2 separate regions of the Homo sapiens genome follow, and region 2 is linked to region 1. Evidence: chromatin loops called from intact Hi-C (ENCODE). Cell type or tissue: mammary epithelial cell. All regions are shown on one strand.

Evidence for each region. A loop is a pair of places that touch in the nucleus more often than their neighbours do. Peaks named below come from ENCODE experiments on the same cell type or tissue, not always from the same donor. Only the 100,000 strongest peaks of a DNase experiment are listed, where the experiment ranks them.
Region 2: it touches region 1 in a loop (6-fold over the local background); 6 of 110 quality-filtered maps call a loop at or near these places.

Annotation. Positions count from the first base shown.
Region 1 is chr21:36,628,003-36,633,002 of GRCh38, forward strand. It overlaps LOC105369308 (a long non-coding RNA gene), which reads right to left. Exons shown (of 3, transcript NR_188246.1): 3 at 4,679-5,000. Among named protein-coding and RNA genes, the nearest start is that of SIM2, 69 kb to the right of the region's middle. In mammary epithelial cell, a CTCF peak has its summit at 2,905 (motif pointing right); no DNase peak of the experiment used is centred here.
Region 2 is chr21:37,007,892-37,012,891 of GRCh38, forward strand. RIPPLY3 (ripply transcriptional repressor 3) reads left to right here. Exons shown (of 4, transcript NM_018962.3): 2 at 266-332. Among named protein-coding and RNA genes, the nearest start is that of RIPPLY3, 3.7 kb to the left of the region's middle. RefSeq lists an enhancer at 2,203-2,262. In mammary epithelial cell, a CTCF peak has its summit at 2,160; a DNase peak (open chromatin) is centred at 2,160; H3K4me3 peaks cover 257 bases.

The DNA.
Region 1 (5,000 bases):
CATTTCAGTTTGTTTTTCTGATCAGATTGAAAATATATTTAAAATATTATAAATCTTTTAGACTTGTCAAAAGAAAAGTGCAGTGAAATTCGTTTCACCAGATCACGAACATCTTCAAATAACCCTGGGGCTCTTTTTCTTCTCAGCATTCTCTTCCCTATCCCATCCAATCCTGCTTCTACGGCAGGTAAGAGAAAGGATAAAAACAGGTTGAGGAAAGGGTTCAGTCTGTCATTCATTTACGTCTGGGGCTGCCAGGAAAGCTGGCTGGTTTTCCTTCTGCTCTGTGAGCTGAGAGGCCTGGCGTTCCCACACTCCACACCTGAATGAGCCAGGGGGGCCTCCGCTAATTGCCTGGGTCCCTCGCCTCCTGGCCTCGTTGGTGAACAGTAAGCCATTGTTTTGTAAGGGAGAAAAATAACCTTTTAATGAATGCGTGCACATCGCCCCAGCCCCCTACCCAGCATCCTGTGCCCAGGGTTTCATCCTAGAAGACACTCCAGGGAACGAAGTGCAATGGTGCCAGGTGGCCCCACAGAGCCTCCTCACTCCTGCAGGCATCCATCTGAAATTGGACTTCATGGGCCAGGACTTCAAGGTGAACTAAAAGTAACAAGCAAAAGCCACTTGCCTCTTCTCTGCTTGAGGGGAAGTCGACCATAGAGTCAATTCGTCCCTTCGCTGATTTACTGGCTATCACAACAAACACCCTGAAATACATTCCGGAATATTATCATTGCCGCAGCATCTGCTCTGCTCTGCCAGCAAACACGACTCCCCAAAGCCACGCCAGGGCGTCACCTACTCTCCTACCTCTGCACATCCATTATATTTTTGTAACGGCAAAGGGTGCAAAAAGCAAACAGTGTGAGCTGGGCGCATGTTTTTCTAACAGGGCAGTAAGAAAATACTTGCTACCTGAGATATTTCTGTAAGTCAGTGAAGCACGCCATTCAACATGTGGGTTGCATTATCCTCTGAGTTGAGCCTGGCTTTCTAACTCACACTAAACAGGCGTCTGCCAGGGCTGAGTTTAATAAAAACTGCAACTTTCGCTAGTTAATGCATATAGGCAATAAAGATTCAGGCATCCCGAGTGCTTAAGAACAGGCTAATTGCTGTGCACTCTGTCCCTAAATGAGGGTTGTCCCCAAAAAACAGCAGAGAGACAATGACCCTGTGAGCATCCACTAGGACCAGCCTGTGATGCAAGCTTTTGAAGCATCCACACGTGATGTGCGTCAAGCTTCTGAAGCTACGCTCCTGAGGAAGGCTTTGTGCAGCTCAGACTTCCCCACCATCTGCTAACCATGCCCTGCGATGGTTTCCATCCTAAGTGGATTTATGTTCCATCCCTTCATGATGCTTGCCTACAAGGAAGGCTGTATTATTTGGAATGTATTATTTGGGTCCTGGACTGTATTATTTGGGTCCTAGAGTTTTTTCAACATGTTCATGTTGATGGTTATGTCCTTTGATTTCACTGAGGTCATTACAAGAAGCGTCTAGATGAAGATGATTAAGAAGCTTCTGCATTGGAACTGACGTCGTTTCGTTATCAAGGGTGCCCCTCGTTTTGTCACCCAGGGAGCCCAGTAGATGGTCCAACAAAAAAAAAATTTTTAACATAATGCCAGGAGAGAAATGCCCTTAAAAATGATTAAGTGGCCAGGCGCGGTGGCTCATGCCTGTAATCCCAGCACTTTGGAAGGCCGAGGTGGGTGGTCAGGAGGTCAGGAGATCGAGACCATCCTGGCTAACACGGGGAAACCCCTTCTCTAACTAAAAACACAAAAAATTAGCCGGGCATGGTAGCGGGCACCTGCAGTTCCAGCTACTCGGGAGGCTGAGGCAGGAGAATGGCATGAACTCCGGGAGGCAGAGCTTGCAGTGAGCGGAGATCGCGCCACTGCACTCCAGCCTGGGTGACAGAGCGAGACTCCATCTCAAAAAAAAAAAAAAAAGAAAAAGAAAAAGAAAGAAAGAAAGCAGCAACTTCCCCACTCAATCTTGGGAAATGAGGGGACAGGTAGCCCTATTTTCTGTAAGAAATAGTTTCTGGGCCAGGCACCTTGGCTCTCACCTGTAATTCTAGCACTTAGGAAGGCTGAGGCGGGAAGATGACTTGAGCCCAGGAGTTTGAGATCAGCCTGGGCAACATAGTGAGACCGTGTCTCTATAAAAAAATTTGAAACTTAGCCAGGTGTGGTAGCATGAGCCTATGATCCCAGCCACTCCAGAGGCTGAAATGGGAGGATCACTTGAGGCCAGGAGTTGGAGGCTGCAGTGAGCTATGATCATGCCACTGCACTCCAGCATGGATGACAAAAAAAAAAAAAAAAAAGAAAGAAAATAAGAATACATTCTCACTCACCCCTCCTCCAGAATATATATTTTTTTAAATTCCTAGTTAGAAACTCCAAGCTGTCACTGATTTAAAAGAAAAACAGTTGCTGGGAGATACACAGCTTGCTAAAGCAGAAGTCTTTCAAAATGTCACTAAAATATGAGAGTTTCCTCTAGTTATTTGGTTTCCGCCAAATAGCTAACCTATTGCCAGCTGCACACAGGAGTTAGAAAAAGGTTACAATTCATCCCACCCGATTTGAGATTTTTCCAGTTAAAGACATGGCGAGGTAGAAAGACCAAGTCCCTTGTGATGTTAGATGGTCCTGGGGTACCATTGGACTGGCCGAGTCTAATCCCTGCTCCGCCCTTAGTAGCTCTACAGCCATGGGGATGGAGCTTATCCTCTTGGCCCCCCTTTCCTTATCTTTGAAACCAGAGATATGTCTTAGATGATCTCAATGTCTCCCCTTTTTCTGAAGCCTATTACAACCTTGTGGAACCAACCATTCCTAGGGTCGCATGAGCTCGCCTTTCCTAAGGGGAATATTGAAAAGCATCCACCAGGGGGCGCCTGATCCGCTTCAGGCGGTGGCACCGGACTGGATTAACCCTGCAGACAGGTGAGGTGACCCCAGCTTTCCCATCCAGCCCTGGAAGGATTCCGGATGTCCGGGGATGTGACAGCCTCCCAGGGATTAGGCTAGAATCACACCATCTCCGCTACCAACCTGTTTTGCAATTTATTGACGCCTCTGAGCAGCTGGTCTGGATGACTCTATTTTCGGAAATTTCTGGCGTTTGGGGCCAGCTGTCTATGGGGGAAACATCTTTTCAGTACGCTCACGTATATGATTCAGTTGCAGGCAAGAATCTGGGAGCTGCTGGAAGCTGGGGGGAAAAGTCTCTGACTCTTGCCTTCAACCCCTGGCCACTGAGAAGTGGGACTGCAGCTAGTATGGCCCCCATAGCTATTGAAATGCCCGAGACACGTCAGTGTCTAAACATCTCTCAGACCACCCCTTCCACTTGGATGAACAACAGCCATCCTTTGAGAGCAGTGTGGTTCAGAAGCCACACCCTTAGTGCCTACATATTCAGGTTGGAGAACAGGTCTGCAGCCAGCCCTCAGCAGATACAGGGCCAGCTTGGAGGATAGGCTGACCAAAGAACTGAGAAGACTTATTTGGTCTCCATCACAGTTCTTGGAGAAGATGGAAAAAAGCGGGGTGGTTGAGCACCTGACATTCAAAATTGACCTACGTTGAGTGTTTGAGTTGTGAAAACCCATTAACAAGAAGGCGAATGTTTGGCTTTTTGCTGCCACAGATAAGGGCAGCTTAGGAGAGTTGCACTTTTTACCATACCCTGGAATAAAAATAACCTATCTGTCTATATCATAGACAGACCAGTTTGGGGTTTTATCCTTTAGTGTTTTGTTTTTTTTTTTTTGAGACAGAGTCTCACTCCACCTGCGCTGGAGTATGGTGGTGTAATCACTGCGCCCTGCAGCCTCAACCTCCCGGGCTCAGGTGATTCCCCCACCTCAGCCGCCCGTGTAGCGGGGACTACAGGTGCATGCCACCATGCCTGGCTAATTTCTGTATTTTTTGTAGATATGGGGTTTTACCATATTGCCCAGGCTGTTCTTGAACTCCTGGCCTCAAGCAATCTGCCCATCGTGGCCTCCCAAAGTGCTGAGATTACAGGAGTGAACCACTGGGCCTGTCCCTCCTTTGATGATCTGGATTAACCTGCCAACAGTCTGTCTTTTCCTGTAAGTCTGAAAAAAGCCACATCCTAACCCTGAAAGGGAGATCAGGTCTACAGGACTTGTGGGTGTTTTTTCCAATGCTGCCTTCTTCCCCCACCCTCTGCCTCCCATTCCAGGTGGGAAACGTGCTGGCAGGGTGACTTCTCTGGATTATAAACTCCGTGCCCTCACAGCTCTGAAGACTCAGTAGCCAGCACTAACATTGGTGAGGGGTGAAGAGCTGCTAACTGATGCTTATTATGTCTGAGCGCCAGGAACTTACAAGAAAAGTGGCCCCTGCTTCTCCCGGAACTGATGGTTCAAAGAAGCCAGCAGTCAGGCTGACAGCAGTCCTGCCAAACCTTCTCTCAGATGCAGGCTGTCCCTAAATGATAACAAGCTCCTGGAGGATCTGGGATGCCAGGATGACTGAATGCTCCTGTCCTCTCTCAAACCATCCAGCAAAGGGGCCGAGAGCTGTTTCCTCACCCAGTAATGCAGGCAAAATGCTGCATGAACTGGACAGAATTCATGAGGGTGTTCTGGTTGGAACTATCTGAATAATAACTGCTCCGGGACTGTGGGTTGTTTGATATTTTATTTCCTAAGAAGGGTAGGGGAAAACATGTAGGGACCCAATGTCTTGGTCCCAAAAGATAAACCCATCGTGGGGCCTGTGAAAGAAGAATGACATCCTTATCTCAGGCTGTTCTTGGACTCTTCATCACAGGGTGTCTGAGCCTGTGTGGATAAAATGTTCTGGAATAATGGGGCCGCTCTTTCCTTCCCCACCCCCATCCAACTGTGAAACAAGTTGTCATCTCAGAAGTGCCACAGAAGGGGGTGGCCTCCTGATCCACTTCCCGACTGACCTCACAGCCTCCAAGTCCTGGCTGAAGAT
Region 2 (5,000 bases), 380 kb after region 1:
TAATGGGTTCCCTGATAATTGTGTGAGATTCGGGACCTCCCTTCTCAAAGCTTAACTGGAGACAGAGAACTGGGGACGTAGCAGGAGAGAAAAAACACAAATGACAGTAATTTATCCACAGCCCTGAGAACTCCAGGGAAAGTTCCTGGGGGGTCCGGTGCCTCTTTTTCAGGCAGACACTGGAACTAAGAATAGCTCTCATGGCATAGTTTGAAGGCAGCAGAAGTGCCCAGGGTTCACTCTCTCCTGGCGCTTGCCGTTCCAGCCCCGCGCCGTGGCGACCTTGGATCCAGACACCTGGAGATGCTGAGCTGACCAGAACTGGAAGGCCGGTAAGGTTCAGTGCGGGCGTTGTAGGTAACCCTTCCAGCCAGAAAGTGGCATCGTCTTTTAAAATACAGGGACCGTGAATGGCCTTCTGCGCAGGGCCGTCCCTTGGGCGTCTAACCCAGGAGCGCCTCGGGGTCTGGGAGTTGGAACCTGAATGAGTAAGGTGTTAATCAGACCTGACTCGCATTATAGATTGGGCTCCTGGTGGCTTCTCCTTCCTAAAAAAGCATACCCACTATAAAAGCATAATCGTAGGCTGGGCGCGGTGGCTCGGGCCTGTAATCTCAGCACTTTGGGAGGCCGAGACGGGTGGATCACCTGAAGTCAGGAGTTCGTGACCAGCCTGGCCAAGATGGCGAAACCCCGTCTCTACTAAAAATATAAAAATTAGCTGGGCATGGTGGCAGGCGCCTGTAATCCCAGCTACTTAGGAGGCCGAGGCAGGAGAATCGCTTGAACCCGGGAGGCGGAGGTTGCAGGGAGCCGAGATCATGCCACTGCACTCCAGTGTGGGCGACAGAGCAAGACTCATCTCAAAAAAAAAAAAAAAAAAAAAAAACCGTAGTCGTTTCATGGGAATTATAAGGAATGTCCTCCCTGTTGCGGTTTCTTCTGCAAAGCAACAGGTCGGGAGGGGAGGGGAGAGGCTGCCACTATCGCTTGCCTTGGAGAAAAGCTTAGAGCACCATTAGCGTTGGGCCGGTGCCACAGAGCAAATAGGACTGAGCCCCATCTGAGGTGCCCAGAGTTGCCGTTAAAAGCCCCCACCCCGCGTCTGGCCCTTTCTGAAGCACTTTCAGCCCCGTCAAGCACTCCTGGGGTATCTCATGTTGTCTGAGCAAATACACTCAAGCAGAGGGCTTTGTGGGCAAGATTAATGACCTCCACCATTCTTTTGTTACTCTGCATTGGTAACTCAGTTGCTTTATACTTACTGATGTAATGACTTGCTTTCATAGAATTTACCTTTCCTTTGTTACATTTTAAAATATAAATTGATGACTTTTACTTAATTTTTTTTTTTTTGATGACTCTTAAAACACTGAAGAATTAGGCTGGGAAAGACCATGTATTGAATTTACGTAACACGTGTTATATGGACTAACGTGCAGTTATTTGTAATATGGTAAGAAAACTTGATTGTGGGAAAACAGACCTTCACCGTATTTTGATATTTACACGACTTTATTAAATTAATCTGAATATTGGGAATTTTAATTTACTTCAAAGAAGGAAGCAGATAAAAGATAAATCAATTAACAAGAGATGATTTTTAGTCCCCGATTATTTATACATATATCTAAATAATGTAAAATCCCTTCTTTTGCATTCAAACTTAGTTCTTAAACATAAAATTTAAAGGTGCTTGTGTGAGAATATAGATGTTTACAATTATCCAGTTTTCTTTTAAATGAAATGGATGTGGAGCCTATCAGTTTCTTGCAGGAATAAAAATACGATAGCACGCTCCCTAAGTAAGACAGATGGTTTTGGGTTTTGTTTTCTGTTTTGATAAGGCCGTTTGTGAGAAAAATTTACTTGCAGAGAAATGTTAAACGTTAACTTTCTCGCTGATCAGCAGGTAGCCTGTCACGCTGAAGTAGTTCTGTCCACGGATGTGGGTGTGGGAAGAGTGGTTGTTCCCTGGGGGCTGTAGAGCCCGCCAATCCTCACCCCTAGCCCGGAGCCCGCTCTTTGCAGAGCCCAGCTGGTTGCGCAGAGCGACCAGCGCCAGTCTGTGCTCTGGTACTGTGCACCGCCCTGGGTTCCCTGCAGTCCACCGACGAGAGCTGCCCAGCGCAGGGAAGGAACGCTTCTTGCTCAACAGCGCCCTCGCCCGACAAAGCAGGACAATTCCCCAGCTCCCAAGCCCTCTTCTGTATTTCTCAAAAATGCCATTGGCTGGAGTGGCGGTGAAGAGGACTAACGCCTGGTGACCTGTACCAGGGCTCCCGGCAAGCAAAGCAAAACTAGAATAAAACCTCAAGTAGGCCGGGCGCGTGGCTCACCCTGTAATCTCAGCACTTTGGGAGGCCGAGGCGGTCGGATCATCTGAGGTCAGGAGTTCGAGACTGACCTCACGAACATGGTGAAACCCTGTCTCTACTAAAAATACAAAAGTTAGCCAGGCAGTGGTGGTGTGCGCCTGTAATCCTAGCTACTCGGGATGCTGAAGCAGGAGGATCGCTTGAACCTGGGAGGCAGAGGTTGCAGTGAGCTGAGATCGGGACACTGCATTCCAGCGTGGGAGACAGAATGAGACCCTGTCTCAAAAACAAAAATAAAACCCAAAAAACCCTCAAGCAGAGGGAAGGCCTCAAGGCCCTGTACTCTGAGCAGCACGGTCACCCTCACCCACTTCATGCCCCTACAACACTTAGGGAGCTATCTCCCTCCCCTACCTGCACCTTTCTTGATCTCTGTTGCGTTTCCCTCCTGGCCACTTGCGGGCACTGTCAGGGAGGCAGTTTCCTGGAAAACATCAGGGACTGTTTGTTCTTCTGGGCCTGCCCTATCTGCCAGGCTCCCACTTCTTAGCCCTAGCCCGGTCAGAGACTCGAACGGGGAGGAGAAGGCTGACCCCCACTGAAAGCCTCTCTGCACCTGTCAGTCCTCAGGCTCATAGGAAAACACACTCGCACATATGTTAAACGCAGTGCTTGCGTTGTGCACATTTCTGTTCTCGTGTTTCATTATAAAATGTGAATATTTAGACATTTCCCTCAGCAGACAAAGGATCCTTTTGGAAAACAATCAGGATATTTATGGCATTTTTTTTTTTTGAGGCGGAGTTTCGCTCTTGTCGCCCAGGCTGGAGTGCAATGGTGCAGTCTCAGCTCACTGCAATCTCAGCTCACTGCAGCCTCTGCCTCCCAGGTTCAAGCGATTCGCCTGCCTCAGCCTCCAAGTAGCTGGGATTACAAGCGTGCGCCACCACGCCCGGCTAATTTTTGTATTTGTAGTAGGGACGGGGGTTTCACTATGTTGGCCAGGCTGGTCTCGAACTCCTGACCTCAGATCGTGATGCTCCTGCCTCCGCCTCCCACAGTGCTGGTAATTACGGGCGTGAGCCACTGCGCCCTGCCTGGCATAAAACTTTTAAAGCTGCATATGTTTGTGGGGTAAGGTTTTTAAAGTGGATAAAGGTGTGCTGAATGTTTTAACAGGGTCCAGTTAGAACTGGACGATTTACAGAAGTTATTCTTTCTCTGACACCTGCCACTGCCGAGTTAGGCCCTGTCTGATCGCAGGGCGCCAAATAGCCGTTAGCAGGGCAAGATTGCTTGTGGCCATAAAGTAGGGCCTGAGGAAATAGGAGTGTTTTATAATCACGAACAGAGCTTAACAAAGAAGCAGCTTCCTGTATCCCCCAAAGAGTGAACAACTTTATGGAAAAGATTTGGTTTCAAAGAGCCTCATCACTTTCTTAGCTCATCACAGTGAATTATGAAAATATGGCTGGGGCCGGGCGCGATGTCTCACGCCTGTAATCCCAGCACTTTGGGAGGCCGAGGCGGGCGGATCATGAGATCAGGAGATCGAAACACGGTGAAACCCCATCTCTACTAAAAATACAAAAAATTAGCCGGGCGTGGTGGCATGCGCCTGTAGTCCCAGCTACTCGGGAGGCTGAGGCAGGAGAATCTCAGTGAGCCGAGATCGCACCACTGCACTCCAGCCTGGGTGAGCAGAGTAAGACTCCGTCTCAAAAAAAAAAAAAAAAAAAAAAAAAAAAATGGCAGGGAAAATGTAATGTCTGCAGAGGCTCCTTACAGGCGAATTTGCTCATATATATCATGTGCACATTCCCTCCGCCACCCGCCCCAGCGTCCGTGCAGGATGGAATGGCGTGGAGATTCACGGTGTCAAAGTCCTTCCTTGTCAGGCCATAGTAAGTTTTGTCCTGTTTCTCATCTGGTTCCAATTGAACTTTGGAATCTGAAGATTTGGGGTTTCTGATGCACTGCCCCAGACCATTTCCGCTCCTTATTTATTATTATTATTATTATTATTATTATTATTATTATTATTTTTGAGACGGAGTCTCGCTCTGTTGCCAGGCTGGAGTGCAGTGGTGCAATCTCAGCTCACTGCAACCTCCGCTTCCCGGGTTCAGGCGATTCTCCTGCCTCAGCCTCCCGAGTAGTTGGGACTACAGGCACATGCCACCACGCCCAGCTAAATTTTTTGGTATTGTTAGTAGAGACTGGGTTTCACTGTGTTGGCCAGGCTGGTCTTGAACTCCTCACCTCAAGTGATCTGCCCACTTGGGCCTCCCAAAGTGCTGCCATTACAGGAGTGAGCCACCGTGCCCAGCCTGAGTTCACATCCTGCCCTCATCCAGAAGCTCTTTACCATCAATTTTCAAGACTGGTTCCTCCAAGCCCTTTCTATACCAGCCTCATCTGTGCACAGCTCCCTGCGGCCGCTGCTCTCCTTGAAATACAGATCTGATAGTTGGACTCCCTGACTCAAAAATCCATCTCCAGTTCCTGTATCCAGAGTCAAACCTAAACTCAACAGTGGGTATTCCAGGCATATGTCACCGTTTGAGCCCTTTGCCCATCACAGGGTCTCACTTGTTCCACACAAGGCTCCTCATGGCTCCCCACTTGCACCCCCTGTTTTCCTGCCACTCTGATTTTTTTTTTTTTTTTTTTGAGACGGAG